Regions from separate parts of the Homo sapiens genome. Here region 1 is linked to region 2. The links are chromatin loops, found by intact Hi-C in ENCODE. Cell type or tissue: breast epithelium. All regions are shown on one strand. Links, peaks and the distances in the headings refer to the core of each region. The heading gives the core; the rest is flanking DNA.

What was found. Hi-C counts contacts between places; a loop is a spot of excess contacts. Peaks named below come from ENCODE experiments on the same cell type or tissue, not always from the same donor. Only the 100,000 strongest peaks of a DNase experiment are listed, where the experiment ranks them.
Region 1: a loop joins it to region 2, with 22 times the contacts of the local background. A loop is called at or near these places in 2 of 110 quality-filtered maps.

What each region holds. Positions count from the first base shown.
Region 1 is chr16:71,577,203-71,593,259 of GRCh38, forward strand. It overlaps LOC105371334 (a long non-coding RNA gene), which reads right to left. Exons shown (of 3, transcript XR_933717.2): 3 at 6,567-6,648. Among named protein-coding and RNA genes, the nearest start is that of TAT, 8.1 kb to the left of the region's middle. In breast epithelium, for the core only: no CTCF peak of the experiment used is centred there; a DNase peak (open chromatin) is centred at 4,759; H3K27ac peaks cover 2,760 bases; H3K27me3 peaks cover 182 bases.
Region 2 is chr16:71,500,990-71,517,046 of GRCh38, forward strand. LOC105371335 (a long non-coding RNA gene) reads left to right here and starts at 12,822. Exons shown (of 2, transcript NR_135172.1): 1 at 12,822-12,946. In breast epithelium, for the core only: no CTCF peak of the experiment used is centred there; no DNase peak of the experiment used is centred there.

The DNA.
Region 1 (16,057 bases), core at 638-8,637, 74 kb after region 2:
AGCTTCTTTCCTCCTCTCCCCCGTCATTGCCTCTCATCCCTAAGCCCACCTCCCACCCTCAAAGCAGGAATTTGTCCTCACTTCAAACATCTGGAATTCTCCTGTGTTAACTCTTTCTGGGCACTTGGTGAGATGGTTTGAGAACATCTACTGTCAGAAAGTACTTCTGGTTACAGTTGATAGCTTTTATTAAATTTTTTTTACAAAACAGCCTGTTAAAATTTTAACAGTACAGAAATATATAAAGTAAGAAGTGAGCATTCTTCCTTGCACCTGCTCCCTGTACACTTCATTCTCACTCCCAGGGGTAGAGGGTGGTAATGGTCAGGCTCTTTCCCTCCATTCAGAGATAGATACATTACATATAGGTGCATAGATACATAATTTCATAGATTTCAAAACACAGATAGGATCGTGCTCTACACCTTGTTTGGCAACATTTTTTTTTTAACTTCCTACATCTTGGACGCCCATCCTTGTCAGTCCACAAAGTTTTGCTCCAATCAGAACAAATTGGGCACTTAAGTTCCATTCAACAAATAGCTGAAAAGCACAGGGTGTCCAAGGCAGCTGAAACCTGTGCAGTTTTATCCTTGCACTGTGCATGAATTCTTCATTTACCTCCTATGGTTGTTGGAAGAATTTAAAATGTCAGGTGCGATCCACACAAAACAACTTTGCTAAGCAAAACACAAGGTCCACAGCCAAAATCTCAACATTCCTGTGAGCAGATGGAAAATACCACCCACTGAAGGGTTAAGAGAAGCCTCAGTGATCTCCCCAGGGCTCAGATCCTGTCTGTTTATTTGTTGGAAGACAAAGATTTTTCACATCAGTTTGTTCTTCTCCATTCACTTTTCAGGGAGTCAAGCCTCCAGTGGGGTTGAATACAGTAGTCCCCCCTTATCCACAGGGAGCACACTCCAAGACCTCCAGTGGATGCCTGAAATTATGGATGTCTGAAACCATGGGTAGTACTGAGCCCTAGGTACACTATGTTTTTTCTTATACAGTAATGGCAGGTAACGTCTATAGCATGGATACACTAGAAAAAATTATTCACGTCTTGGGCCAAGGGCATCCTTGTCATAAATGTTAGTTTACATATTTGATTATTTCCTTAAGACAGATTTCTATACAAGGACTGTGTTGCAAAGAATAAGCATTTCTCTTTTACATTTTTAGTAAATATGATATATCCTTATATAATAAATTCAAATAGAGATGTACGTGAATTAAACCCTGATCACCTTCCCTCCCTGCATTCTCATTTTATATAAAAAAATCATTTTTAGTCATTTCTTGTGTACCCTTCCAAATGTTTTCTATGTTTATTACAATACGTATAAAGCTGGTTTGGGAGTTGCTAAAAAAATGGAGAGTAAACGTGGTCTATAGTTGCACTGTCTAATATTGTAGCTACTAGTCATAAGTGGCCGTTGAATACTTGAAATGTGACTGGTCTGAATTAAGATGTGTTGTAAAATACACATCAGGTTTTGAAGACTTAGTATAAAAAAAGAATGTTAATATCTCATATAATTTTGTATGATTACATGTTTAAAGAATATTTTGGGGCTGGGCATGGTGGCTCACACCTTTGGTAATCCCAGCCTTTCGGGAGGCCAAGGTGGATGGATCACTTGAGCTAAGGAATTCAAGACCAGCTTGGGCAACATAGTGAAACCCCGTCTATACAAAAAGATACAAAAACTAGCCAGGCATGGTGGCATGAGCCTATAGTCCCAGCTACTTGGGAGGCTGAGGTAGGAAGATCACCTGAACCCAGGAGGTCAAGGCTGCAGAGAGCTGTGATCATGCCATTGCACTCCAGCCTGGGTGACAGAATGAGACCTTGCCTCAGAAAAAAAAAAAAAAAAAAATATATATATATATATATATATGTATATATATATATAAAATGTATTTTATTTTACTCAGTACACCGTATATATATAATAAAATATATAATAAAATATATGATAATAAAATACATGGTGTGCTGAGTAAAATAAAATACATTCTTAAAATTAATTTCACCTATTTGTTTTTATATCTTAAAATATTTCTATTAGGAAATTTGAAGTCACTATGTGGCTTGCATTCTGTCTATTGGACAGGGCTGTTCTGTAGCTTGCTTTTTTTAAAATCTTAATAATGTGTGGGCTGGGCGTGGCAGCTCATGCCTGTAACCCCAGCACTTTGGAGGCCAAGGCAGGCAGATCATCTGAGATCAGGAGTTCAAGACCAACCTGGCCAACATGGCAAAACCCCATCTCTACTAAAAATACAACAATTAGCCAGGCACAGTGGTGCACACCTGTAATCCCAGCAACTCAGGAGGCTGAGGCAGGAGAATCGCTTGAACCCAGGAGGTGGAGGTTGTGGTGAGCCGAGATCGTGCCACTGCACTCCAGTCTGGGCGACAGAGTGAGACTCCGTCTCAAAAAATAAAAAATAAAAATAAATAGCCTGGTGTGGTGGCTCACGCCTATAATCCCAGCACTTTGGGGTTGCTGAGGCAGGCGGATCACGAGGTCAGGAGATGGAGACCATCCTGGCTAACACCGTGAAACCCCATCTCCGCTAAAAATACAAAAGTTAGCCCAGCCTGGTGGCGGGTGCCTGTAGTCCCAGCTACTCGGGAGGCTGAGGGAGGAGAATGGCATGAATCCGGGAGGTGGAGCTTGCAGTGAACTGAGGTCGCGCCACTGCACTCCAGCCTGGGCGACAGAGCCAGACTCTGTCTCAATAAATAAATAAATAAAATAAAAAATAAAGCATATCGAATGTCCTTGTACATTCATGATTGATAGAGAACTTTTATGCATATCCTGTTATTTGAGGGATAGTTTCAATTACGGACTATACAAAGACGAAAGCAATGCAAATATGTTTAATTTGAACAACCTCTTGGAGTTCAGACTACCTGTCATGACAATATACTGTGCTTGAGAGATGACACAGGTACCTCACTGAGTGTTACTGTAGTGGTTCTCCAGGTGGACAGAGACTCAGAGGTGTTAAAAAAAATTATTCAATAACACTTGTTAAAGCATGGTAAGGCAGACTTTATTCAGGACCATTCCAATAGCTAGACGGCCCACTGCAATGGATTTTCCAGTGGGGAAGAGAAATTGGATTCAACTCCAAATATGGTGATGGCAAGTGTGGATTTATAGCCAAGGATGGAAAAAGTAAGAGGAATCATCAGGAGTAAGGGGGATTCTGCTAAACTGACCTAGAAGGCCAGTGTCAGTGTCATCCTGCTGAAGACAGGCCATGGTGACCAAACATTCCCTGGGGGACGGCAAAGAATGAGGAACCTGGTCAGATATGCAGGGTGGGAAATCTTGCCAAAATGACTCAGGGTTCTTTGCTAAAACTGGATCTTGCAAGGAAGTGCAGATGGGCTTAGAAGAAGATCCAGAAGCCTGACAAAAGTCTGGTCAATCAGAGAATCTTTGTCAGAGGTTGAGACCACTGGTCTTTAAAAGAGATCAAGTAAGAATCAGATTTTTCTCAATGTGAGAAGGCTACTATGACTGATTTCTGTCACTCAAGGTTCAGATTTTCTTTTCTTTTTTTTGAGACGGAGTCTCACCCTCCTCACCCAAGCTGGAGTGCAACGACGCTATCTCAGTTCACGGCAACCTCCGCCTCCCGGGTTCATGCCATTCTCCTGCCTCAGCCTCCCGAGTAGCTGGGACTACAGGCACACACTACCACATCCGGCTAATTTTTGTATTTTTAGTAGAGACGGGGTTTCACCATATTGGCCAGGCTGGTCTTGAACTCCTGACATCAAGTGATCCTCCCGCCTCGGCCTCCCAAAGTGCTGGGATTACAGGCGTGAGCCACTGCACCTGGCCTCAAGGTTCAGATTTTCAAGGAGACACGGATCCAACTCCCCCTCCCACATTTACACAGCCTGTAAGATTGGTGTCCTGTCTCCAACTGGACATTAAACCAGGAGACTTAGATTATTCCCTTATAGGTTGTGACCCCTGGGGTCTTCCCTTTTTATCTTGGGAGCTCAGGCATTTTGTTATATTTTATCAAGTATGTCTAAATATTTTTGTAATGGAAGATTTTCTAGGTTATCCTGTCCTCAATACAGCCAGAAAAGGAAATCTGTCTTCTTCCTTACTTAAAATGTCACTTTGTACTAAATTCCTGTATCTTCTTGACTCTCTTTCTGGCATATGCTATTCCAGAATGAACATTCTTACAGTTTTTTATACACACAGCCACATTGCTTTAAAAAAGGCCATTTACCTTTCTATCAGTAATTGTCTGCAAACCCTGGGAATTATTTTCTTAAAAAAATCTTTGCCAAACTGATTGATGGAGGAAAAATGGTATCCAAGTGCTGCTGTTATTTCTGTTAACTCTGTCCCCTCTATTTTAGCGAGGGTGGTCATGTTTCATGTTTCTTTGCTCTTCCCATTTTGTGAATTGTCTGTTCATGTCCCTCACCCGTCTGTCTACAAGGGGACTCATCTTTCTCGTAGGTAGGACTTTGGCCTAGGAAGCCACTGCAAAGCAACAAGACAGCTGCTTTGAGATCACTGGCCCAGTCTCCTCTGTGTCAACCTGACTGGCTGAGACTCAGGTTTACAGATCAAAAAACAGCAAGCAGCACAAAATTTTGGCGGGTTGTCCTGCAAATAGTGCCGCTGACGCAGAATCTGCAGGCCAAGGGGTGTGTGATGGGGACAAGAGCTGCTGTACCAGAAGGTCATCACCATGGACACACCCTCGCCTCGGCTTTGGCAGTTGACAACGAAACCTAAATCAGAAGGAAAAACAGACAAGGCAAACAAGTTTTGGTCATGCGCTCTTCTGTAGCTAATGTTTTCCCTCGGTAGAAAGCAGACAGAGAGGGCCAGGCGCGGTGGCTCACGCCTGTAATCCCAGCACGTTGGGAGGCCGAGGCGGGTGGATCACAAGGTCAGGAGATCGAGACCATCCTGGCTAACACGGTGAAACCCCGTCTCTACTAAAAATACAAAAAAAAAAAAAAAAATTAGCCTGGCATGGTGGCGGGCGCCTGTAGTCCCACCTGGAGGCCGAGGCAGGAGAATGGTGTGAACCCAGGAGGCGGAGCTTGCAGTGAGCCGAAAGTGCTCCGACAGAGCGAGACTCCGTCTCAAAAAAAAAAAAAAAATGCAGACAGAGAGAACGTGAGAGGACCCAAGTCTACTTAGGAAGCTTTCCTGATGCCAGATAAACTTTACAGGGAAGTCAGGACCCAGTAAAGTGTAGAAACACTCGTTTTTTGTTTGTTCGTTTGTTTTAAGACAAAGTTTCGTTCTTGTTGCCCAGACTGAAGTGCAATGGCACTATCTCAGCTCACTGCAACCTCCGCCTCCCATGTTCAAGCGTTTCTCTTGCCTCAGCCTCCCAAGTAGCTGGGATTACAGGTGTCCACCACCACTCTCGGCTAATTTTTTGTATTTTTAGTAGAGACAGGGGTTCACCATGTTGGCCAGGTTGGTCTCGAACTCCTGTCCTCAGGTGATCCACCCGCCTCAGCCTCTCAAAGTGCTAGGATTACTGGTGTGAGCCACCACACCTGGCCTTTTTTTTTCTTAAGTATAAAATTGTTGTTTGCCATTTTGTATTTAAAATTTTTTAATTGTGGTAAAAAAAAATACTTAACATTAAATTTACCATCTTAACTTTTTTTAAGAGGCAGGGCCTGGCTCTGTTGCCCAGGCTGGAGTGCAGTGGTGTGATCATAGCTCACTGCAGCCTCAAACTCCTGGGCTCAAGTGATCCTCATACCCCAGCCTTCAGAGCAGCTAGAACTACAGATACACACCACCACGCCCTGCCAATTTTTTATTTTATCGTAGAGACGGGATCTCGCTATGTTGTCCAGGCTGGTCTTGAGCTCCTGGCCTCAAGTGATCCTCCCACGTCAGCCTCCCAAAGTACTGGGATTACAGGCATAAGCCAGCATGCCCAGCCAACTTAAACATTTTTAAATGTACAGTTTAGTTTATTCACGTTGTTGTACAACAGATCTCCAGAACTGTTTCATCTTGTAAAACTGAAGCTCTACACCCATTAAGCACGAATTCCCCCTTCAATTTCCCCTTAGCCCTTCACAACTACCTTTCCACTTTCTGATAGAAAAGTATTTGTGAAATAGCGCCATCACCTAGAGATAACCACTGTGAACCATTTTGCCCACAATTAACATCTTGAAATTTCTACTTTTTTCTAGATATACAGAGTTTTGTATTCCGTGGTTTTCATTTTACAATATATTGTGAACATTTTCCTAAGACTATAAAAATTTTTGTAAACTTGCTTATCAATAGTCGCCTAAAACCCCAGGGCCCTCATTTTTACAGACCTGTTTCCCACACCCTTTCTTTTCTCCACCTATGCAGATTGGGCATCTATCCCACACCAAGCACTGTCTGGCATCTTGAACCTGAATCGAGTCATGTAATCTTCACATCAGTCCTAGAAGTAGAGGCTGTTTCATTCCCACTTTACAAACGAAAGCTAAGTCACACTGGTAATTGGTGGCGAGTTGGAGTTCAAGCTTCATAATCTGGCTCCAGAGCTCACTACACAAGTCTGCCTCTCTTCAGCGGACAAAGTAAGTTGAGAAGCACAGTCTTTTCTTCTCTAAGGAATATAAAAAGAGAAAACATGAAGACAGAGCCAACTGGGAAAGCCTTAAGAAAATAGTGAATTAACTATGTGGATTAAGTATGGACTACTCTCTGAACTTTTATTGCTCATCTTTATTAATTATTTTGTATCTTTGCACCCTGAATCATCATTAGTTATCACTCATCCTTGTTGGGTACAGAGAATGTACATGTTCTACTTCTCCTAGCCGACTGTATGTTACGTGAGGAAGTGCACAGCGGGGACATTCCTAATACTTTCAACATCCTCCTTTGTATCTGGCCCAGCACTTTATAGAAGCCGTGTTCAATACTCATTAGCCAGTTGGCAATAAATTACAGTACATGATACAGAGGGGGAAAAATGGTGGAAGAAGTGGTAATTGAAGGGAAACCAAAGTCTCTTCATATTTATTGTATTTGTAGATGGTGGGGTGAAGAATTTAGGAGGGATTAAGAGACCAGGTTGGACTTTGATAATGTATAATGCCTTACATTTATAGAGGGCTTTGTGGTTTGATCTCCCACTCATTATCTCAATTATCTTATGTCATTCTCTCTTTCTCTCTCTCTCTCTTTCTCTCTCTATCTCTCTCTCTCTCTCTCTCTCTCTCTCTCTCTCTCTCTCTCTCTCACCCCATAAGCTAGACAGGGAGAAGGCTGTCAGAATGGAGAGGTAAGCCTGGTTGAGCTTTCTTTTTTTTAATGAAACTATTTATTTATTTAAAGATTTTCACAGCCAGGGTGGTGGCTCACACCTGTAATCCCAGCACTTTGGGAAGCCAAGATGGGCGGATCACCTGAGGTCAGGAGTTCGAGACCAGCCTGAGCAACAACCCTGTCTCTACTAAGAATGCAAAAATTAGCTGAGCATGGTAGCACATGCATGTAATCCCAGCTACACTGGAGGTTGAGGCAGGAGAACCACTTGAACCTGGGAGGCAGAGGTTGCAGTGAGTTGAGATCATGCCACTGCACTTCAGCCTGGGCAATGGAGTGAAACTCTATCTCAAATGAAAAAAAAAAGAGATTTTCAGAAAAGCTGCAGATAGTAGAGTTCCCACATACCTCTCACCCAGTTTCTCCCTTTTCAAACATATTATATTTACCATGGTAAATTCTTAGTCACAACTAAGAAACAAACATTGGCCCGTTAATATTAACTAAACTCCACACTTTATTCAGATCTCACTAGTTTCTCCTACTAACAACCTTTCTCTGTTCCAAGATCCCATCTGGGATATCACATTATATTTGGTGGTCATGTCTCCTTAGTCCCCTCTGGTCTGTGACAGTTTCTTAGACTTTGTTTTTCATGACCTTGGCAGCTTTGGTGTAGAATATTCTTGAATTTGGGTTTGTCTGATATTTTTCTCATGGGTTCTGGAAAGACCAGTTGAGCTTTCAGAGTTACAGCCACTCATTCCACATCAGAGCTCTAAAGGTTAAAAAAGAAATAGAATCTTCATCTGTTTGCTGATTGAAATGCTTGCGGGCCACTTCCTCATGAAGCTTAGCAAATAACATCATCCTGTTTGTTTTGAGCTTTGCATAACCGTTTAAACCATGGCCATTAACTCAGTCATTTTCATTTCGTTGGAACTTAGTGTTCCTTCACTTGTGAATGGTTAAAACCTGAACCCCACTCTAGTTCTTAGCATTCATCAAGAAAGGCTGTCATTTGTACTCACAGAGGAAGCCACCAAGCAAATACACCTAGGTTCCTGGGAAATCATTCTGCATTCTTGCCATTCTGACATTCAGAATAATCTAGAGTCCAAACCATGGTCCAATCTATCAGCCGACCTCTGGACCACAATGTCCTATTATTTTTATAGTAACACATTGTTGATTGTGTTTTTCTTAATTGAAATATAATTCACATACCATAAAATGCATCCTTTTCAAGAGTACAATTCAGTGGCTTTTATTATATTCACAAATGATACAACCATCACCACTATCCAATTTCAGAACCTTGTTATCATCCCAGAAGGAAACCTTATGCCCTATCCCATTAGCAGTTACTCCCATTTCTCTCTGTTCCAGCCCTTGGCAATCACTAATCTACCTTTCACCTCTATGGATCTGTCTATACCAGACACTTCATAAAAGTGGAATCACATAATATGTGGTCTTTTGTATCTGACTTCTTTCACTTAGCATAATGTCGTCAAGGTTCAGCCATGTTATAGCATGTACCAGCACTTCATTCCTTTTTGTGGATGAATAATATTCCATTATTCACATGGACTATGCCACATTTTGCATATCTATTCACCAGCTAATGGAAATTTGGTTCATGTCCTAGTTGACTATGTTTTGGTAGCTGCTCAGTGTTTACTAATTGACTCAGTTCCTGGTGTCACACCTTGTTTTCCTTGTTAATCCCATGTCTAGCCCACAAACAAAATATAGCCAAACAGTGGCTATAGCTAAAAACAAACACAGGAACACCAAAAGATCACCTACAGCCAGGCGCGGTGGCTCACACCTGTAATCCCAGCACTTTGGGAGGCCGAGGCGGGTGGATCACGAGGTCAGGAGATAGAGACCATCCTAGCTAACATGGTGAAACCCCATCTCTACTAAAAATACAAAAAAATTAGCTGGGCATGGTGGTGGGTGCCTGTTGTCCCAGCTACTCGGGAGGCTAAGGCAAGAGAATGGCCTGAACCTGGGAGTTGGAGCTTGCAGTGAGCTGAAATCACGCCACTGCACTCCAGCCTGGGCGACAGAGCAAGACTCCATCTCAATAAAAAAGATGACCTTTACAGAAACCATTGCTGGTTTTTCTATCAGATGCATACAGTAATGGATTCACACATATTTACTGAGTATCTACTACAGGTTAAACGTTCTATGTCCTACAGATGTAGGGGTCAAGAAGATAGATACAGACTCCACTGTCATGGAGCTTAGAGTTTAGTGTCACAGATAGACGTGAAGCAAATTATTATAGAAATTAATATTTCAATTGCTATTAGAGTAAGTTCCATAAAGGAAAAGTGCATGGAGAATAGCTTGGAGTGAGGATACGGGTTAAAGGAGTCTTCACTGGAGAAGTGGCATTTAATTTGAGTTGGAAAGATGAGGTTTTGGGCAGAAGGGGGGACAGAGATTCCAAACTGTGAAAATAGCATGCTGAAGCCTTGATGGGCTAGAGGCCTGAGAGAAAGTGGTGGTGCAGGGTGAGTAACAGGGGAGTCATGGACAATGAGGCTAGAGAGACGCAGAGGGAGCTGGCTGGACTGTGCTTATGGGTAAAGTGATCAGTAGCTGTAGCAGCTACTTTTCCCCAAAAAACAAGGCTTGAACTGTCTCTCAACACACCAGGGCATTTAGAAATCCTACGAGCTGCTCAAAAGTAGGCAGTTTTCCTTCCAGTCCCAAAAGGAGTAATTTTGGTCCTAAACCTTATTCTTGCCCATGGATAACATATCCTCGATGTTTTTGTTATCCACTGATATGTTGGATGTCTTCTGTTTGCCTCCTTAGATCTACTCTTTGCCCTTCTCCATCCTTCTCATTGCTCCATGGAGCTGCCCTGCAGGAACCCAGTCAAAGGGGTCTCTTGACCATTGGGGGTCACTGGCAGGAGATTTGAAAGGGAGATGTGCAAAGTTGAGCAATTCATCCTCGGCTCCCTTCTTGTTGGGTTGCATCTTCCAGAGGCCACTGCTAGTATCAGGAGGCTGTTTTCATACAGCCATTCTTTCTGGGTCCTTTGAATCACTTCCTCCCCTTGTCCCTTGAGGCTTCATTGGGGCCAGCTCCCCTGTTGTTTGCTGTAATCCCTCTTCACACCTTTTATGGTAGACTTTAGTCTCCAAAAATAACTGCAGCAATACCCCTATCCCACATGCTCTTCAGCAATGTAACCTTGCCAGGTCCCCAGTGAGACGTAGAGTTTATTTCTCTACCCTCTTGCCTCTGGCCATGCCCTGTGGCTTCTTTGATCAATGGAAGTTGGGGGAAGTGGCGCTGTGACAGTTCCAGAGATAGGCTTGTTACTGTGCCGACTTCTGCTTCCTGCTCTTGGCACCCTGAGCATCCATGTAAGAAATCCAGTTTACTCTGCTGGTGAGAGAGGACGCAGAGAGAAGCACTTAGGTACTAGACAGGTAAGTGAGGAAGCTACCTTGGATGTCCAGCCCATCTGAGCCTTCAGATGACACCAGACCAAGATGGCTGCAACTGCATGAGAAATCCCAGGTGAGATTCACTCAAATATTCCCAGTCAATATTCTGAAGTACAAGACATCAAAAGTAAATTATTTTATGCCAGAACATCTTTGCATATGTTTCCTTTATTAAATTCTTTTCAAATTGCCAAGTTTGTGCACAACATTTGTTTCCTTCTGGGACTCCATGACCACAACCCCAAACCACAACCAAAAATGCCTGGAAACCAAAACCCTAACTTTTCACCTGGATCACAGGATCCTATGAGTAATAAAGGTTGGGATAATCCTGAAAAGCCATCAGCTTTAGGTCATCCTGCATACATGGGTCTCTATTCACCCTATTTTAAACACAGAACCTCAGTGTTTAAATCTCAGGACTTTTCACAAGCCACTTTCAAGAGGAGAGATAGCATCCTGCTACATATTGAATTACTTATACTCTCAAGAAAGCGTCGTTTGTTTTTTTCTTTTCCAGGCTAAACAAATCAATTTTTTGTAGCTTCCTCCAAGATCCCATAATTGGTCAGCCCTTGCATATTATTCCTTGTCCTTCCCGGAAAACTTTCATGAATGTTGGTACCCAAAATGGAGCCCATTTCCTCTTGTAAACATCTAACTAGTTCTGTAAATAAGAGGAACATATATAGATGCAGCTATAATATGTGTACAAAGGGAAAGAAAGAGATTATTTTCCCATCAAGCCTGATTTCTGAGCAATCAACCAAAAATATGGTTTAAATAATGACATGCCTCTGCCTCTGCCTCCGCCTCCGCCTCCGCCTCCGCCTCTGCCTCTCCCCACGGTCTCCCTCTCCCTCTCTTTCCACGGTCTCCCTCTGATGCCCAGCCGAAGCTGGACTGTACTGCTGCCATCTCAGCTCACTGCAACCTCCCTGCCTGATTCTCCTGCCTCAGCCTGCCGAGTGCCTGCGATGGCAGGCGCGTGCCGCCACGCCTGACTGGTTTTCGTATTTTTTTGGTGGAGACGGGGTTTCGCTGTGTTGGCCTGGCTGGTCTCCAGCTCCTAACCGCGAGTGATCTGCCAGCCTCAGCCTCCCGAGGTGCCGGGATTGCAGACGGAGTCTTGTTCACTCAGTGCTCAATGGTGCCCAGGCTGGAGTGCAGTGGCGTGCTCTCGGCTCGCTACAACCTCCACCTCCCAGCCGCCTGCCTTGGCCTCCCAAAGTGCCGAGATTGCAGCCTCTGCCCGGCCACCATCCCGTCTGGCAAGTGAGGAGCGTCTCTGCCTGGCCGCCCATCATCTGGGATGTGAGGAGCCCCTCTGCCTGGCTGCCCAGTCTGGAAAGTGAGGAGCGTCTCTGCCCGCCCGCCATCCCATCTAGGAAGTGAGGAGCGCCTCTTCCCGGCCACCCATCGTCTGAGATGTGGGGAGCGCCTCTGCCCCGCCACCCCGTCTGGGATGTGAGGAGTGCCTCTGCCCGGCCACGACCCCATCTGGGAGGTGAGGAGCGTCTCTGCCCGGCCGCCCCGTCTGAGAAGTGAGGAGACCCTCTGCCCGGCAGCCGCCCCGTCTGGGAAAGTGAGGAGCGTCTCCGCCCGGCAGCCACCCCGTCCGGGAGGGAGGTGGGGGTCAGCCCCCACCAGGCCAGCCGCCCCGTCCGGGAGGTGAGGGACGCCTCTGCCCGGCCGCCCCTACTGGAAGTGAGGAGCCCCTCTGCCCGGCCACCACCCCGTCTGGGAGGTGTACCCAACAGCTCATTGAGAACGGGCCATGATGACAATGGCAGTTTTGTGGAATAGAAAAGGGGGAAAGGTGGGGAAAAGATTGAGAAATCGGATGGTTGCTGTGTCTGTGTAGAAAGAAGTAGACATGGGAGACTTTTCATTTTGTTCTGTACTAAGAAAAATTCTTCTGCCTTGGGATCCTGTTGATCTATGACCTTACCCCCAACCCTGTGCTCTCTGAAACATGTGCTGTGTCCACTCAGGGTTAAATGGATTAAGGGCGGTGCAAGATGTGCTTTGTTAAACAGATGCTTGAAGGCAGCATGCTCCTTAAGAGTCATCACCACTCCCTAATCTCAAGTACCCAGGGACACAAACACTGCGGAAGGCCGCAGGGTCCTCTGCCTAGGAAAACCAGAGACCTTTGTTCACTTGTTTATCTGCTGACCTTCCCTCCACTATTGTCCTATAACCCTGCCAAATCCCCCTCTGCAAGAAACACCCAGGAATGATCAATTAAAAAATAATAATAATAAAATAAAAATAAAAATAAAAAATAAAAATAAATAATGACATGATATACAAAACCTTTCTCTCTCTTGCTGACCTATTTGGGATCCCTGGCCTTGGGAGTTCCATCCTTTGACCTTTTACTCAGGCCTACATTTCCACTGCAGTGAGAGCTCTGAGCACAAGACAGGGCTTTTCATGAGGAAGATTATCTTGGGGTAGCACAGTATATTGAAGCATCCCCTATTCTGTGCTTTGGTGGGTAATACAAGGTCTGCTTTCCATACGAGACAGGAACTGAGCTTAGCGTCTATGCTGTAGAGAGGCCTGAGTAGATCCCCATGGTCTGTAGTTCTGAAGAATTCTGTCAGCCAAGAATCATAGAATGCTCCAAAGGTAAAAGGGTTTGTCATGGCCATCCCCCAGGGAGGCCTCAAGACCACTCCTTCCCTATTCTGCCTGGAAACAAGTGCCAGAGGTGATGCAACTCAGCAAACTTTATCCAGATTCACTTCCAGAATCTGCAGAAGGGACAGTACCATCGATGGGGCCAAATGACAGTTGAATTACCCAAGTCTGGGAACATCAAGTTCCCGCAGCACCATGGGCAAAACAAAGATGAGACACAATGCGGTCTCCAGGATTGGAGAAGATGAGTACATATGTTTCGTGGGAGGACTGGTAGGGACAGAGTGAAAAAGAATGAGATGGGATAAGAGTGAACCAAGTCAAATAAGAGGATTCAGGTTTGAACCAAGTCAAACCTGGAGAGGTGGGACAGGAGAGGTGGGACATTGTGCCTACTTGTCACTTAAAGCTCTTCCATAGCAAGAGTCCTGCAATCATGTTTCATTAATACACTCATTCAGTAAGTGTTTATGAGCCAGGCTCTGTTCTGAATGCAGGGGATACTGCAATGAAAGAACCAAACCAAGCCCTACTTTCATGAAGCTGACATTCTTGTTGGGAGAGAGAAGTAATAAATAGAGAAACAGATGTTAGAAGCCACCAATGCCATAAAGAAAAATAAAGCAAGATGTAGGGTTAGAAAGGGCAGTATTTTGTGTATAATCACTAGAATTGTCCCCTAAGGTAGTGATGGTTAATGGGAGATGGGAATGATTCCTGTGGATGACTGGGTGAACAATGCCCCAGGCAGAGGGAATGGCAGGGGCAAATGCCTTGGGGTGGGACTGCGCTTGGTGTGCTCAAGGCACAACCAGCCAAGGGGGCTGGGGTGAGCAAAGCAGAACGTGCAGGGATGTCAGAGTGAAAGTGCTTTGTCTTGCTTCCAAGAGGATGAACAAGGGCTACTGGTTCAACACAGATAAATTTGTTCTCGTGTACCCGGTTGTATAGATGTCAACTAGTCACCTATGAATGCCTCTGGATATGAAGGGATGGGAGAGTGTGTCTGCCCCACTCAGAAATTAAAATATTAATAAAATCCACAGTAGGCATGTGCTGCTAACAGAGTGGGTCAGCAGGGTCACCCTACTCTGTGGGAGTTGGGCTCAGACTTGTGGGATCAAACAAGAGATGCAGATGAGGGCTGTCCTTCTGCTCGCATCTGCACAGAACCAGGGCTCTGCACTCCTCCCAGCACAGGGATTTCACACACACCCATCTCACCGAAGGACCTTCAAATCCAGTCATTTTCTTGGCCCTTCTCTGAGAGTCCTATGGACAGATGGTTTCAAGGAACAATGATTTCAGTCCCTGTTGGGTTCTATAGGAGGAATTTGAAAGCTATTAGTTAATTAGTTAATTATTTAATATCCCACTCTTTCCCCCCCCCCCCCCCCCCCGCTAGAGACAGGGCCTCACTCATTTGCCCAGGCTGGAGTACAGTTGCACAATCATAGCTCACTGTAGCCTCGAACTGCTAGGAAGCAATCCTCCCACCTCAACCTCCTGAGTAGCTGGGACTACAGCATGTCCCATTATGCCTGGCTTATTTATTTATTTATTTATGGTTGAGATGGGATCTCACTATGTTTCCCAGGCTAGTCTCAAACTCCTGACCTCAAGCAGTCCTCTCGCTTCAGCCTCCCAAAGTGCTGGGATTACAGGCTTGAGCCACCTCACTGGTTTCAGTCTTGTTCTAGAAATTAGTTATGGACCAATTGACTGCTAGATAGGATTTCTCTCTTAATCAGGTTTAACAAGGGTGAAGTGGGCAAACATAGACTGTCACAACTTAGGAGGAAATTATCCGGGGCCAATTGGATTTCATCTATCCCCAACCCCCCACCGCACTGAGTGCTGGGCCTGGGCTTCTTCCATCCAAGCTTAGACAGCTTCCCTTTCTCCTCCCTCCTCTCCATCCCATGTTCTGGGCCCACCTTCTGTATCCTGATCTTAGTGAATGTCACTGGCTGTTGGACAGCTTGTTGTCTACACAGGGCAGTTCAATGAGTCTCCAAGTTTGGTCTCTAAAGTGGGAAGTCATCTGCAGGATGGTGGCAGGAGGACTATGAGAGTGACAGAGCTCCTAGCCACTTTGCCCCCTCCCAGGTCCCAGTTGTAATCCTCTGCTTAGGGAAGGGTTGTTCTGCTTTTTCATCTGAGCTGTCTTTTCAATCCATTGCATGTAAACTATGAACTTTGCTTCATTGGATTTGCCAAAAGCCTTTTTCCTTTCCTTTTCCAAAGTGAAGAGAATCAAAAGCTCTGACTTTTATAACTATTACCTCTAAAATGGATTTCAATAATCCTTTTTGGAAATCAAAGACTGAGTGGAGATTATTCCTCTGCTGTAACAGTCCTCAGCTTCCCTGTGAAATGGGTACTTCTGCTTGTTCAAGGACCCAAAAGGCTGGTGTGGCCAAGCTTGGAGAATTGGGGGGAATGTGGTAGGATGGTGGTGGGGGAGCCTTCTGGATAGCTTAGATTTTACTTCAAGTACAAGGGGAAGCCCTCTGAAGGTTTAAAGGAGGAATGTGAAGTTTAAGATCTTTCTGGCAATGAAACATGGAGAATGGGCTCCAGGGGCGAGCAATCCAGTTGAGTTTACATTGC
Region 2 (16,057 bases), core at 2,547-10,546:
CTGCACATTGGGATCACCTAGGAAGTTTTTTAAAAAAACATAGTGCCTAGGACCCACCCCGCAAAACAGTGATTCTCAACTAGGTGGTTTGCCCCACTACTAGAAATACATGGATATGTCTTTTGGTCAGTACAACTAGGTAAGTGTGCTACTGGCATCTAGTGGGTAGAGCCCAAGGGTGCAGTTAAACAACCCACAATGCACAGGACAGCTCCTACAGCAAAGAATTATCTCGTCCCAAATGTCTATAGAGCCAAGGTGGAGAAACCCTGTCCAAAGATACAAATATCCATATGCATTCAGCCTGGGTGTGGGATTTTTGAAACCTCCCCAGGTGATTATTCTAGGCAGTAAAGCTTGAGAACCACTGCTAGAGACATGTTCCTAGAGAACATTCAATCATATGGCTAAATTCCTCTCAACCCCTTGCCATTGAGCTTGAACTGAAAATTTTCCATTTCTTCTTGTTTGATTTGGGAGTTGTTTGTTTGGGAGGTGAGGGTGGTTGGAAGGAGGAAGAGCTAGTTGCTTTTGTGAGAAAGCCTAGGTTTCCCACAACATGCTAGAATGGGTATCTCTGTAAATAGAAGTCTAGCTGTTATTATTCACCTTGTGAGTTGGCCTCCCCGGCATAGCTCAAGAGGATCATTAACCACTGTCAAACACACATGTCCTGGGGTACGGGTCACTAGGAATTACATGTGGGAGAAGCAACTCCTTTGCAAATGAGCACTCCCTAATGTTTCACAGAATGACAGCTTCTCCCACTAGGGACCTCCCAGGAAGGGCCACTGCAGTTGTGAAACTCTAGGGGGAACCAGTCACATAGAACACAATGTGAACGATGCTCCCAGGCTTCATGGCCCTCAAAGTTAATTTTACATTCACCAGAATGCCTAGCCTTTTAAATCAGTCCCATATATACATAGAAAGAGAGGGTGTCTCACTCTATTGACCAGGCTGGAGAGTGGTGGCACCATCACCGCTCACTGCAGCCTTGACCTGCTGGGCTAAAGCAGTCCTCCTGCCTCAGCCTTGCGAGTAGCTGGGACTACAAGTGCATGCCACCATGCCTGGCTAATTTTTTAATTTTTCTGTAGACCCAGGGTTTCACCATATTTCCCAGACTAGTCTTGAACTCCTGGCCTTAAGTGATCCTCCCACCTCAGCCTCCTAAAGTGCTGGGATTACAGGCATGAGCCACCGTGCCTGGCCCAGTCCAGGCTACATGAAATATTTAAATATTTTGCCTACGTGAAAATATTCCACTAGCTCTCCATATGTACTTTGACATTTATTTATATTATCTCAGATAATGCTAGGATAATATATGTTACTCTCTATATATGTATATATACACACTATATGTATACATGCGTATTTATAGATAATATTTAAAATTTGTAATGCAAATAGTGTCGTATTTTACAAGCCAACCTACAACTTGCTTTTTTCACTTAACACTCTATATTACCCACTTAGCATGCCCAGATATGTAGATATATGTTATTCCTCTAACAGCTGCAGAATATTACATTGCATGGACTTGATTTTAAAGAATAGTTGCATATTAGATGTAAGTGGAATGAACATTGGCATTTCCTGAGCCCCATAACATGACACTGAAAGGACAAAAAGGCTGCAGATTCACAAGGACAAGAGAGTGAGAAAGGAGACAAACGCAGATGAGAGATGTTCACAGTGTTTCGGTGATACCAGGAAGCAAGCTGATTCACCCAGTGGAAAGGCTCAGGGATCGGGCATCAGAGACTTCACAAGGCAGAGGCGAGCCATGTGACAGACGTATAAGGATCAATTGGACCCACCGATCTCATTCCCACCTGCAAAGCCCAAAGACCTCTCCTCCCAAACTTTGCAATATAGGAGCTTTATTCTCTGGGGAAAACACCAGCAGAGGGCCAGATGGAGACAGTGGATTTAAAACAAGGAGATGATTAAAAGTGTGCATGCTGAACAAACATCACAAGGCGTTGCCACTGCCCCAGCTCCATTCTCCCACCTGGCTCTCAAAACATTATCAAGCAGGCTTATACTGTCTGCAGAGGAGCCTTAGAGGCAGTGAATAACCCCAGATAAACCTACAAAACATCTGGGGTAAGGGTCTATCAGCGAAAAAAAAAAAAAAATGCCATAGTCTCACAATTTCTTCTTTACCACAGAGGACTGGGTGTGATTCTAGGACCCCAAACACAGCCATGCCTACAGGTAGCACAAACATAATAGAAATGACAAGGAAGAAGAGAATTTCTAGAAATAATGATCAAGAGCATCGGGGATATTTAGCACTAAAACTAGTGATCCAAGGGACATGCTGGTAGGAGGTCATGGGGAACCATGGAGAATGTCAGACTGAGATGGGCAGGGATGAGGGCAGAGCAGGAGCAGCACCCAAGATGTCTACCTCTTAATTCCATCAAGGAGACAAGAGGGACTCGACAGAGCCATCATGGGACAGAGATCAACAGTGACCAACCTGATTCAGCAGCCATCTGGTGTACCTACTATGGGACAGAGATCAACAGTGACCAACTTGATTCAGCAGCCACCTGGTGTACCTACTATGCGCCAGATTCCGTGTTAGGGAGCACGTACGGATATAGGAGTAGGATGCTGTCCAATGATCTAACAATGCACCTGTGGAGATTGCCACTCACGGTGTTCTCCGCTTTCCTAGAGTCTGGAGACTCTCTCTTCTTACTTTCACAGCTCTTTGGCCATCCACAAATCCATTTGCCCACACGCTTCCTGGTTCCTTCACTTTCCTCCAGCCTGACACAGACGTGTCTTTCCTGGTGCACTCCCACTAAAGAATGTCTGCGAGGATAGAAGGTCCCTTCTGGTTGTCATGACAAACCAACAAACTAGCATGGGAAACACTCACTGTGTGCAAGGGACTCACTTTGGCATTCAAACTTCATCGTACAGAATAAAGAAAATGTGGTTCATCTATGCCATGGAATACTACACAGCCATAAAAAGGAATGAGATCATGTCTTTTGCAGCAACATGGATAGAGCTGGAGGCCATTATCCTAAGCAGATTAACACAGGGACAGAAAACCAAATGCCGCATGTTCTCACTTACAAGCCATGGTCTGCAACCTTTTTTTGCTTTCATACCCATTAAAACAGTTTCATTAAAAAATTAGTTTAGGTAGTCATGGCCATCAAACACATGAAAAGATGCTCAATGTCGTTAGTCATCAGGGAAATGCAAATCAAAACCAAAACGAGGCTGGGCGCGGTGACTCACTCCTGTAATCCCAGCACTTTGGGAGGCCAAGGCGGGTGGCTTCCCTGAAGTCAGGAGTTCAAGACCAGTCTGGCCAACATGATGAAACCCCATCTTTACTAAAAATACAAAAAAAAAAAAAATAGCTGGGCGTGGTGGCAGCACCTATAATCCCAGCTACTCAGGAGGCTGAGGCAAGGGAATTGCTTGAACCAGGGAGTGGAGGTTGCAGTGAGTCAAGATCATACCACTGCACTCCAGCCTGGTGACAGAGCGAGACTCTGTCTCAAAGAAAAAAAAAAAAAGAGATACTATTTCACACCCACTAGATCAGCCATAATTAAAATGGAAAATAACAAGAGTTGTGGAGAATGTGGGGAAATTGGAAACCTTGTGCATCACTGGTGGAAACGTAAAATAGTGCAGTCACTGTGGGAAAGTTTGGTGGTTCCTCAAAACGTTAAGCATAAAATTACCAGCAATTCCACTGCTAGGTACATAGTAGTTCCCCCTTATCCTCAGGGGATAGGTTCCAAGACCCACAGTGAATACCTGAAATCGTGCATCGTACCAAATCCTATGTACACCATGTTTTTTTCCTATACATACATACCTACAATAAGGTTTAATTTATAAATTAGGCACAGTAAGAGATTAACAACAATGATAAAATAGAACAATAATAATAATATGCCAGTATCACTACTCTTGCATTTTGGGGCCATTAAATAAGGGTTACTTGAATACAAGCTCTGCAATGTGATAACAGTTGATCTGATATCTAAAACAGCTACCAGGTGACTGACAGGTGGGTAGCATCGACAGTGTGGAAATGCTGAACAAAGGTGTGACTCACGTACCAGGCAGGACAGAGCGGGACAGGGAGAGGTTGCATCACACTACTCAGAATGACATGCAATTGAAAACCCAGGAATTGTTTACTTCTGGAATTTTCTGTTTAATATTTTTGGGCCATGGATAACCAAGGATAACTGAAATAGCAGAAAGGCGGAATACTGTGTACCGAAAAGAACTGAAAACAGGTATTCAAACAAACACCTTGTAGAGGAATGTTTGTTGCAGCAGCACCAGTCTCAATAGTGAAAAGATGGAAACAGCCCAAATGTCCATCAACTGATGAATAAATACAATGTGGTGTATTCATACAATTGAATATTATTCAGCCATAAGAAGGAACAAAGTACTGAAACATGCTACAATGCAATGAACCTTGAAAACATTATGCTAAGCGAAAGAACCCAGACAGAAAGGGCCACGTGCTGCATGATTTCACTTATACAAAATGTTCAGAACAAATAAATCTATAAAGACAGAAAACAAACAAGCAGTTGGGGGGTGGTGGGGGGTGTGGCAGAATGGAGAGTAACTGTTTCATGGGTACAGAGTTTCCTTTTGAGGTGATGAAAATGTCTCAGAAATAAGAGATCGTGGTTGTACAAAGTTGTGAATGTACTAATGTCACAAATTGTAAACTTTGAAATAGTTAATGGTTAATTTTATGTTATGTGAATTTTACTCAATTAAAAAAATCCATAAAAGAAAATAAACCCAGATCCCCTAATATGTTTTTAGCTAATATTTAATATTTTCAAACATAAGTGTAAATAGTTGCAAAGGATGTAATTTAAAATAAAACTGTTACATCAATCTTTTAAATATAGCCGTACAATCTTAATGCACTATTAATTTCAGACTTGATCGCCTATTTTAAAAAATATATGAACAATCTTTTCTTTAACAGTCGTTTTAACTTGTCATTCCTTTTCCTCCTTGAAATTATGTTTCCATTACACTTCTCCACAAACTTTCAAACTTGTATAATTTTTTAGGTTTGAAAGTTTTCTCCCAATTATCTTATCATATATAAAATATGTATATAATTTAAATTAGAAACTTTAAAAAACTCTACTGACACCAAAGTCTTCAAATAGTGGAAACTTATTCTGGATTGGTTATTATTATTGCTATTAGTATATAACTGATCAAAACAACATAAATATTACAAGTTTTGATAAATAACATAAATAATTATTAAACACAAAAATAAAAAATTTGTTAAAAATACAGATGTTTTAATAGATTGGGTGGGGCTTTTTTCTGTTTATTCACACATTTGTGGATAAATATTACACTAGAATGAGAGTTCAGCATAAACTCTATTTTTAAATTTTGTTTCTAGAAATATAAGCACTGTTTACACAAACAAGAAGATAGAAATGGAGAGTTTTGAGATATCAGTGTCAGTCACTCAATCCTTTTGAGTTTTATGCCCCAAATCACACAGTTGTTAATCATTAAAAAAAAATCTCTTTTTTTAAGACAGAGTCTCTCCTGCTGTCACCCAGGCTAGAATGCACTGGTGCTCACTGTAACCTCAAACTCCTGGGCTCAAGCGATTCTCCCATCTCAGACTCCCAAGTAGCTGGGACTACAGGCACATACCACCACGCCCGGCTAATTTAAAAAGGTTTTTTTGTAGAAACAGGGGTCTTACCCAGGCTGGTCTCCAACTCCTAGCCTCAAGTGACTCTCCCACCTCCACCTGCCAAAGCACTGGGATTACAGGCCTGAGCCACCACACCCCTCCTCAAAAATTTATCTTTAGTGATCTATCAGCTCATGGCTAGGTTAGGTATTCTTTCAATGCATTAATTTGTTTTTTAGGTTTGTTTTTACTTATTCTTTAATTTTTTATACTGACAAGCTCAAGTCTACACAAATATAGAAGAATAAAAAGAATCCCTATGTGCCCATCACCAGCATCAACAATGTTATCATCAACCCATGGCCAATCTTGTTTCATCTCTACCTTTCCCATCTCCTCTCCACCTCACACCACTTCATCACTGCTGGACTGTTTTGAAGCAAATCCCAGGTTACACACTTTTACTTCACCTGTAAATACTTCTATATATATCTCTCTTAAAAATAAGGATGTTTTGAAAACATAACTTATAAACCAGTACACCTAAGAAATGCAAGTCATTCAATATCCATCTAATGTGCAAATTTCCCCTAATTGTCTCACACATATTTTTGTTTTGGTTTGGTTTAGATTTTAGTGTTGGTTTTTCTTCTCTTTCTTTTCTTTTCTTTTTTAGTGTTGGTTTTTTAACTCAAGATCCTAACGAGGCCCACAAATTGCATTTGGCTGATATTTCTCTTAAGTCTCTTTGCATCTCCTTGGCTTACTGTTTAACATGCTCTTCTGGCCTCTGAATTTCCTGAAAATTGATCTTTAGATCTCAAGACTTGGTCAGATTCAGATTTTATACTTTGGCAAGAATCCTTCACAGATGGTATGTGCAGTGGGTTCAGTGTTATTATCTTTCCATCTAATGGTTTTAGCAGCTATCAATGACACAACCTGGATCCATCATTATGAAATGGAGTTCCTCTTCAATTTTAATGAAAGCCAGTAAATGGAAACCTGCAGAAGAATTTGTTCCCTAGTTGTCAGAGTCACCACTCTCTTAATTTTTAGAAACTAGTATACTCAACTTCAGAAATTATCATTATTATATTAATTAGTTATTGATTTTGAGACTTACTTTATTAATTAGACTTATTAATTATTAATTTTGAGGCAGGTAATTATAATTAATTATACTGGTTATTCTTTCTTTTTTTTTTTTTTGAGACAAGGTCTTGTGTATCACCCAGGCTGGAGTGCAGTGCAGTGGCACAATCATAGCTCACTGTAGCCTTGAACTCCTGAGCTCAAGTGATTCTCCTGCCTCAGCCTCCCAAGTAGCTAGGACTACAGGCATGCACCACCATGCCCCATTAAATTGTCTTATTTTTATTTTTGTAGAGATGGGGTCTTACTATGTTGTCCATGCTCACCTTGAACTCCTAGCCTCAAGCAGTCTTCCCACCTCAGTCTCCCAAAGCACTAGGATCACAGTGCATCAGCCTGCTATTATTCTTTCACTTAAGATACACCTTGTTTAACTTGTTGATAATACTCAAAAACTACTGGAAAATCAAAATATTTATATCAAACCACCATCACCAATTTAATATTTTTTCAATAAAAATATTTTTATCTCATCCTATGTTTTAAATACATTCTTGTTAAAAAGCCTTGGAAATCTATTTCATTTCACCTATGAAAAATACCCACCATATAACCTAATTGGACACTCTGATCCTCATTTTCAAACCAATAAAATAATCAGAGTTAATTTCTCTCCGAATTTTTTTTTTTTTTTTGAGATGGAGTTTCAGTCTCGTTGCCCAGACTGGAGCTCTAGTTTGATTGCACTGTGGTCTGAGAGACAGTTTGTTATAATTTCTGTTCTTTTACATTTGCTGAGAACTGCTTTACTTCCAACTATGTGGTCAATTTTGGAATAAGTGCGATGTGGTGCTGAGAAGAATGTATATTCTGTTGATTTGGGGTGGAGAGTTCTGTAGATGTCTATTAGGTCTGCTTGGTGCAGAGCTGAGTTCAATTCCTGGATATCCTTGTTAACTTTCTGGCTCATGGATCTGTCTTATATTGACAGTGGGGTGTTAAAGCCTCCCATTATTATTGTGTGGGGGTCTAAGTCTCTTGTAGGTCTCTAAGGACTTGCTTTATGAATCTGGGTGCTCCTGTATTGGGTGGATATATATTTAGGATAGTTAGCTCTTCTTGTTGAATTGATCCCTTTACCATTATGTAATGGCCTTCTTTGTCTCCTTTGATCTTTGTTGGTTTAAAGTCTGTTTTATCAGAGACTAGGATTGCAACCCCTGCCTTTTTTTGTTTTCCATTTGCTTGGTAGATCTTCCTCCATCCCTTTATTTTGAGCCTATGTGTGTCTCTGCACGTGAGATGGGTCTCCTGAATACAGCATAGTGATAGGTCTTGACTCTATCCAATTTGCCAGTCTGTGTCTTTTAATTGGAGCATTTAGCCCATTTACATCTAAGGTTAATATTGTTATGTGTGAATTTGATCCTGTCATTATGATGTTAGCTGGTTATCTTGCTCATTAGTTGATGCAGTTTCTTCCTAGCATCGATGGTCTTTACAATTTAGCATGTTTTTGCAGTGGCTGGTACCGGGTGTTCCTTTCCATGTTTAGTGCTTCCTTCAGGAGCTCTTGTAAGGTAGGCCTGGTGGTGACAAAATCTCTCAGCATTTGCTTGTCTGTAAAGGATTTTATTTCTCCTTTTCTCCTTCACTTATGAAGCTTAGTTTGGCTGGATATGAAATTCTGGGTTGAAAATGCTTTTCTTTAAGAATGTTGAATACTGTCCCCCACTCTCTTCTGGCTTGTAGAGTTTCTGCTGAGAGATCCACTGTTAGTCTGATGGGCTTCCCTTTGTGGGTAACCCGACCTTTCTATCTGGCTGCCCTTAATATTTTTTCCTTCATTTCAACTTTGCTGAATCTGAAAATTACGTGTCTTGGAGTTGCTCTTCTCGAGGAGTATCTTTGTGGTGTACTCTGTATTTCCTGAATTTGAATGTTGGCCTATCTTGCTAGGTTGGGGAAGTTCTCCTGGATAATATCCTGAAGAGTGTTTTCCAACTTGGTTCCATTCTCCCCATCACTTTCAGGTACACCAATCAAAAGTAGATTTGGTGTTTTCACATAGTCCCATATTTCTTGGAGGATTTGTTTGTTTCTTTTTACTCTTTTTTCTCTAAACTTCTCTTCTCGCTTCATTTCATTCATTTGATCTTCAATCACTGATACCCTTTCTTCCACTTGATCGAATTGGCTACTGAAGCTTGTGCATGTGTCACGTAGTTCTCATGCCATGGTTTTCAGCTCCATCAGGTCATTTAAGGTCTTCTCTATGCTGTTTATTCTACTTAGCCATTCATCTAATCTTTTTTCAAAGTTTTTAGCTTCTTTGCAATGGGTTCGAACATCCTCCTTTAGCTCGGAGAAGTTTGTTATTACTGAAGCCTTCTCTCAACTCGTCAAAGTCATTCTCCGTCCAGCTTTGTTCTGTTGCTGGCCAGGAGCTGTGTTCCTTTGGAGGAGAAGAGGCGCTCTGATTTTTAGAATTTTCAGCTTTTCTGCTCTGGTTTTTCCCCATCTTTGTGGTTTTATCTACCTTTGGTCTTTGATGATGGGGATGTACAGATGGGGTTTTGGCATGGATGTCCTTTCTGTTTGTTAGTTTTCCTTCTTACAGTCAGGACCCTCAGCTGCAGGTCTGTTGGAGTTTGCTGGGGGTCCACTCCAGACCCTGTTTGCCTGGGTATCACCAGCATAGGCTGCAGAACAGCAATTACTGCAGAAAGGCCAATGTTGCTGCCTGATCCTTCCTCTGGAAGCTTCATCTCAGAGGGGCACCCAGCTGTATGAGGTGTCAGTCAGCCCCTACTAGGAGGTGTCTCCCAGTTAGGCTACTCAGGGGTCAGGGACCCACTTGAGGAGGCAGTCTGTCCGTTCTCAGATCTCAAACTCCATTCTGGGAGAACCACTACTCTCTTCAAAGCTGTCAGACATGGACATTTAAGTCTGCAGAAGTTTCTGCTGCCTTTTGTTCAGCTATGCCCTGCCCTCAGAGGTGGAGTCTACAGAGACATGCAGGCCTCCTTGAGCTGCAGTGGGCTCCCCGCAGTTCAAGCTTCCCAGCCACTTTGTTTACCTACTCAAGCCTCAGCAATGGTGTACGCCCCTCCCCGAGCCTTGCTGCCGCCTTGCAGTTCAATCTCAGACTGCTGTGCTAGAAATGAGCGAGGCTCCATGGGCGTGGGACCCTCTGAGCCAGGTGTGGGATATAATCTCCTGGTGTGCCATTTGCTAATACCATTGGAAAAGCACAGTATTAGGGTGGGAGTGTCCCGATTTTCCAGGTACCGTCTGTCATGGCTTCCCTTGGCTAGGAAAGGGAATTTCCCGACCCCTTGCGCTTCCCGGGTGAAGTGATGCCCCGCCCTGCTTCAGCTCACATTCTGTGGGCTGCACCCACTGTCTGACAAGCCCCAGTGAGATGAACCGGGTACCTCAGTTGGAAAAGCAGAAATCACCTATCTTCTGCATCGCTCATGCTGGGAGCTGTAGACTGGAGCTGTTCCTATTCAGCCATCTTGGAACCTCTCTCAGAAGAGGTGAAATAACTTCTATTCCACTATTCCTACTCCACAATATTCAATTCAGAATATCCATTTGCAGGCCAATTCCTCCCAATAGGAAAATGTTCAAGACAACGGAAGGTAAACGGTAGGCAAGTTTTCTCCCCCTTTCCCCTTTGATTATTAAAAGAGCCTTTTCAGAAGTCCATATTTGAAAGTGTCCCTTTGTTTGGTGCCCCAGAGGTTTTGCCTCCCAGGGGCAATTCAGGGCAGATTAAGGGTATGCACTCCTTTTGCAAAGCAAGAGAAGAACAGATTATAGGAGGCGCTTGGGAAAGGAGCATCTGCGCAAGCAACCAGGGCCATTCCCAGAAGACCACACATGAAGCTGAGGATCTAAAACTGGAGTCCCCTAGAACTGTCCACTTTACTCTTCCCAATTTGAAGACCACTGACTGCTGACCCCTTGCTTTGAGAATATTTCCTCAAAAGACTGGAAAAAGGCAGATAACAGTGGTCTCAACTGTTACTGACTTGCTTTGAAACTTGGAGAACTTTCCTTAATGTCTTACTGTGCTAATCTGAAATTGGAATCAATATCTAGTTTCCTGTTTCCTTCTCATGGTATTTTGAGAATTAAGCATTGTCAACACAAAGAGTCAAAACTCTGTAAAATATTTGAAGAGATTTATTCTGAGCCAAATATGAGTGACCATGGCCCATGACACAGCCCTCAGGAGGTCCTGAGAACATGTGCCCAAGCTGATCGGGGCACGGCTTGGTTTTATATATTTTAGGGAGGCATGAGACATCAATCAAATACATTTAAGAAATACATTGGTTTGGTTCAGAAAGGCAGGACAACCCAAAGCGGGTTGAGAGGTGGGAAGCTTCCAGAGTATAGGTAAATTTAAACATTTTCTGATCAACAATTGGTTGAGTTTGTCTAAAGACCTGGGATCAATAGAAAGAAAATGTTCAGGTTAAGACAAAAGACTATGGAGACCAAGGTTCTTTTGAAGTCTTATAGTGGCTGCCCTTAGAGACAATAGATGACAAATTGTTTCCTATTCAGACCTTTAAAAGGTGCTAGACTCTTACTTAATCTCTTAAAGATTGGGAGGATCTGGAAGAAAAAGATCTAACTACGTTAATAGAGATTCTTTAGATGCACATTTCCCCCCACAAAGGACAGCTTTGCAGGACCATTTCAAAACATGGCAAAGAAACGAGTTTTGGGGTAAAATATTTTGACTTTCTTCTTTGTCACATAATGTTATGCCACAGTCAGATTGGAAAGTAAGTCATGATATATGAAGTTAAATAAAACCCATCTGATGAGAATTTATGGTTTGTAGAGCAGATTCTCAGAACCCTTAGATAGGAATTTGGCCAAGATTTAAAAATCAGAGTTTAGTCTTCAGCATGAAGGTTAGCAGTACTACTTAGGTTTTGAATAGCACTTTTACCTTTCTGAATGACTTTGCTGCCTGGATCTTCTGTTTCCCTCTCAACTGTCCCTCAAAGGCAAGTCTCACCTTTGTGCAACAGGTGTGGGGCACGGAGGCCCAGGGCGAGACTGGCCAAAGATCACACAGCAAATAGGTGACCTGGTTGGGAATAGAACCTGCGTTTACCTCCTTTCTCCAAATGCATCAGCACAGGAAAATACGGAGAAAACAAGTTTACACTTGATGTTAGTCAAAAGGCCAAGAAGCAATTGTATATCTAAGTTCATAGTACATCAACTTTTTTTTTTTTTTAGACACTCTGTCACCCAGGCTGGAGTGCAGGGGCATGATCTCGGCTCACTGCAATCTTGCTCTTACGGGTTCAAGCGATCCTCATGCCTCAGCCTCCAGAGTAGCTGGGACTACAGTCGCACACCACCACATCTAGATAATTTTTTCTATTTTAGTAGAGATGGCTGCCCAGGCTGGTCTCGAACTCCTGAGCTCCAACAATCCGCCTGCCTCGGCCTCCCAAAATGCTAGGATTACAGGCGTGAGCCACTGTGCCTGGGCAAAGATTTTTTAAAATAATGTTCATAAAGAGAGGCCAATTCATATTCTTAGTTTATTCCAGCAAACTATGATTCAGATATCTGAAGGCGGAAAAAAAAACCAAAACCTGAAGTTCCCAAAGACAGTCTCCATTCTAAACTGCACCTCCTTCTTCACAGTCCAGTGACCTATGACATGCTTTCTACTTCTGAATCCACCCTGTAAAATGATCCTCTTCTGAAAGGAGTTTCCCACCAAACAAGGAAGTTCTAGACATAATCACACTTCAGGAGATATTTGTGTATGGTTTGCTTTTTGTTGTTTTGTTTGTTGATTTTGCTTTGCTTGGAGCAAAGTTTTAAATTTAATTTCTGTACAAAAGCTATTACAAAAGAGGTAAGATTTCCTCCTACTTCTTTTCTCCTGCCACCCAGTTCCTTTTCCCAGAGGTAATCAATGAGAAATAATTTAGAATGTAAGATATGTTATAATTCTGTACATGCCATGGCAACAGGAAATAAGCCATTCAGGGCTCATCCGGAATCCAGGAAGTGTTTGGATATTGGAAAAACAAAAACAAAAAAAAACCTTTGTTCTGTAAGACAGTATAGAAAGTTGGGAGAAAGGTCTACTCCAGGATCAAGGTAAAATCTGACATGCCACATAACCATAAAAGAGAATGGGGGATAAAAGAATGAAATAATGAGTCTACCTGGGAGCTATGTGTGAGCCCAAGACAGGAATGGGAGTTTCCAGAAGTTCACAGAGCAGTTAAGACCAGAATAAATCCAGGTAGCCAAGACCAGTCAGGACCAGGCATGGAGATAGACCCCAGGGCTGCCTCTCTTTCCAAGCTGATCTGCAGACTGAAAATTTAGACCAGTTACAAATTATCTAAACTGCCCCAGGAGCTGAAAACCTTTAAATTTTAGAGTTGCGAGGAAACAAATACTATCTAATACATCTACTCTCAAGCATTTTGGTCTCAGGGCCCCTTAACACTTGGAAAGATACTGAGAATCCCATAGTGTTTTTGTTTATATGGGCTCCTCTCTATAGATATTTACCATATTAGAAATCAAAATTGATAAATTTTTAAATATTTATTTATTCAAAAATGACAATTATGAACATATTACATGTTGACAAAAATGCTTTTATTAAAAATAAATATATTTTATTTTTTAAAAATTAAGGGGAATGATTAGCATTATTTTACAGTTTTGAAAATCTCTTTAAAGTCTGCCTTAATGGAAGACAACTGGATTCTCCTTTCTGCATCTGCATTCAAGGTGATTTGATATCACATGACACATAGCCTTGGGAAAACCACCATACACACACACACGAGAATGAAGACGGCAAACGATGTCCTAGCATGATTATTAAAATGATTTTGCATCTACAGACCTCCTGAAAGGGTCTCGAGGACCCCAATGGTTCCTGGACCACACTTTGAAAACTATGGATCTGAAAATAATTTAGGATTGCATTTTCCTGTAATGCCGCGTCTTAGCAATGTGACCTTGGGTGAGCTACTTAACTTCTCTAAGCCTCAGCTTCCTCCGCTGTAAAGCAGCACTAAGAATAGAAGGCTACGTTTATGGCCACATGCCTTCCTATAATCTGGGTATCTTCATGGTCATTATATATATAAGTGAGGTAATACTTATAAATATTTAATACAGTACTTGGCCCCTAGTAATCACTCAGGTAACAACTCTTCCTACTATTATTGTTAATATTTGCTATTACTACATATCAAGCATTGTGCCAGGCACAGCAGGGGTCATATCACAGGGTGTAAGAGGCCTCAAGTTGCTTAACAGTAGGGGACATAGGACAAATACCTAATTATAGAACAGAACAGATTTTGTCCGAATGATACAAACCAGGAAGAGGTCACATTCATTCACTCATTCAACAAATATTAATCGATTTTCTCCAGTGTGCCAGGAACAACAGGGAGGAAGAGGCCAAGGTTTCAGAGCCTCAGGAATGAGGAACAGCAGGAGGTGAGGGGGTCAGTGAGGAATGGGATGGGCTGGGCGTGGCCAAATCAGGTAAGGCTTTGTAGGCCTATGTAATTGAGGATATAAGGAAATGTTTTATGAGAAGGCTGCATTTGAATTAGAACTTCAGAAGAGGCAGGATTCGGGATAAAATTGATGTGCACATTCTTTTATGCACTTTCAACAGATATTTGAGATTTCCGCCAAGTCTGCTGCACAAACGATCCCTACTTCCAAAGAAGATATTTTTGCATTTAATGGTTTTTATCACATAAGAAATACATGCGCACTTTTAAAAATTAGAAAATACAGGAGTGACCAGCCTGGGCAAACATAGCAAGACTACTACATCTCTACAAAAAAAAAAGAAAGGTGGGGCGGGGGGGGGCCAGGTGTTTCTTCTATAATGTTCTTGCTAGTGGTGGTGCACACCTGTAGGCTCAGCTACCTGAGAGGCTGAGGCAAGAAAATCACATGTGCCCAGAAGTTCAAGGCTGCAGTGAGCTATGATAGCACCACTGCATTCCAGCCTGGGCAACAGAGCAAGACCCTGTCCCCGCCGTCCCCCAAAAAATACAAGTGAGCAAAAATAAGAAAATAAAAACATTCTTCTGGCATGGGTTGTGTGTGAGACCCCAGGACTATCCACCTACAGGATTCAACCCTAAGCCTGTGGGACCAGTGGTTTGTCTGCAGGGAGCTAGAAGCAGCTAGAAAAGCCGGCCTGCCTGCCAGGGTAGACCTCCTCCTCGCCCCCTAACCAAATTGTGCTCACGTTCCTTGAGTCCTCACCGCCCGACTGCGCACTGGAGAAGTTGGAAGGAAAAAGCCTCGTGCAAGAGGAAGCGCAACCCAGGGCGCAGAAGCCCCCTCCTGGCGCCGCAGCGGGGCTCTGCCAGCTCTCCAGGGAGGCGCTGGGTGGAGGATATGGCCAGAAAGGCAGATGTCTTCTAAGGGGGAAAACAAAGTTCCTGGGCGAAGGAAACGTGAGAAAAGGACAAAGAGGAGTAAAGAAGAGGGTGCATCAGCTTGGGAAACGCAGCAAGGCGCACAGTGCATGCGCACTATGTAGAGCGTAGGGGCTGCGGGGCGGTGTGGGGAGAGGTCACGGCCACCGTGCGTGCGAGGCCGGGGAGGCTGCGGGGGATCGCATGGGAGCCCCCGAGGTGAAGCCGGGAAAGCGGCCCCACGACGACCCCCTGACGGCTGCGGGAGGGCTGAGAAGCCTCCTTCCCTAATACATTAAAGAAAAAAAAAATTAGGCCGGGCGCGGTGGCTCACGCCTGTAATCCCAGCACTTTGGGAGGCCGAGGCTAGTGGATCACGAGGTCAGGAGATCAAGACCATCCTGGCTAACACGGTGAAACCCCGTCTCTACTAAAAATACAAAAAATTAGCTCGGCGTGGTGGCGGGTGCCTGTAGTCCCAGCTACTCGGGAGGCTGAGGCAGGAGAAAGGCGTGAACCTGGGAGGCGGAGCTTGCAGTGAGCCAAGATCGCGCCACTGCACTCCAGCCTGGGCGACAGAGCGAGACTCTGTCTCAAAAAAAAAAAAAAAAAGAAAAAAAAAATTAATCCAAGTGGGGGTGGTTTTAGGTGCTGCCTCTTTATCTTTTGCTTAGATTTTGGAAGGGTTTAAAATTTCCCTCCTTGCCTTTAGATTCTCTAATCTTGTATCCGACGTTAATTAAGCACCTACTGTGTACTAGATGCTGGTGCTGGGGGCACAAAATGGAAGACCCCT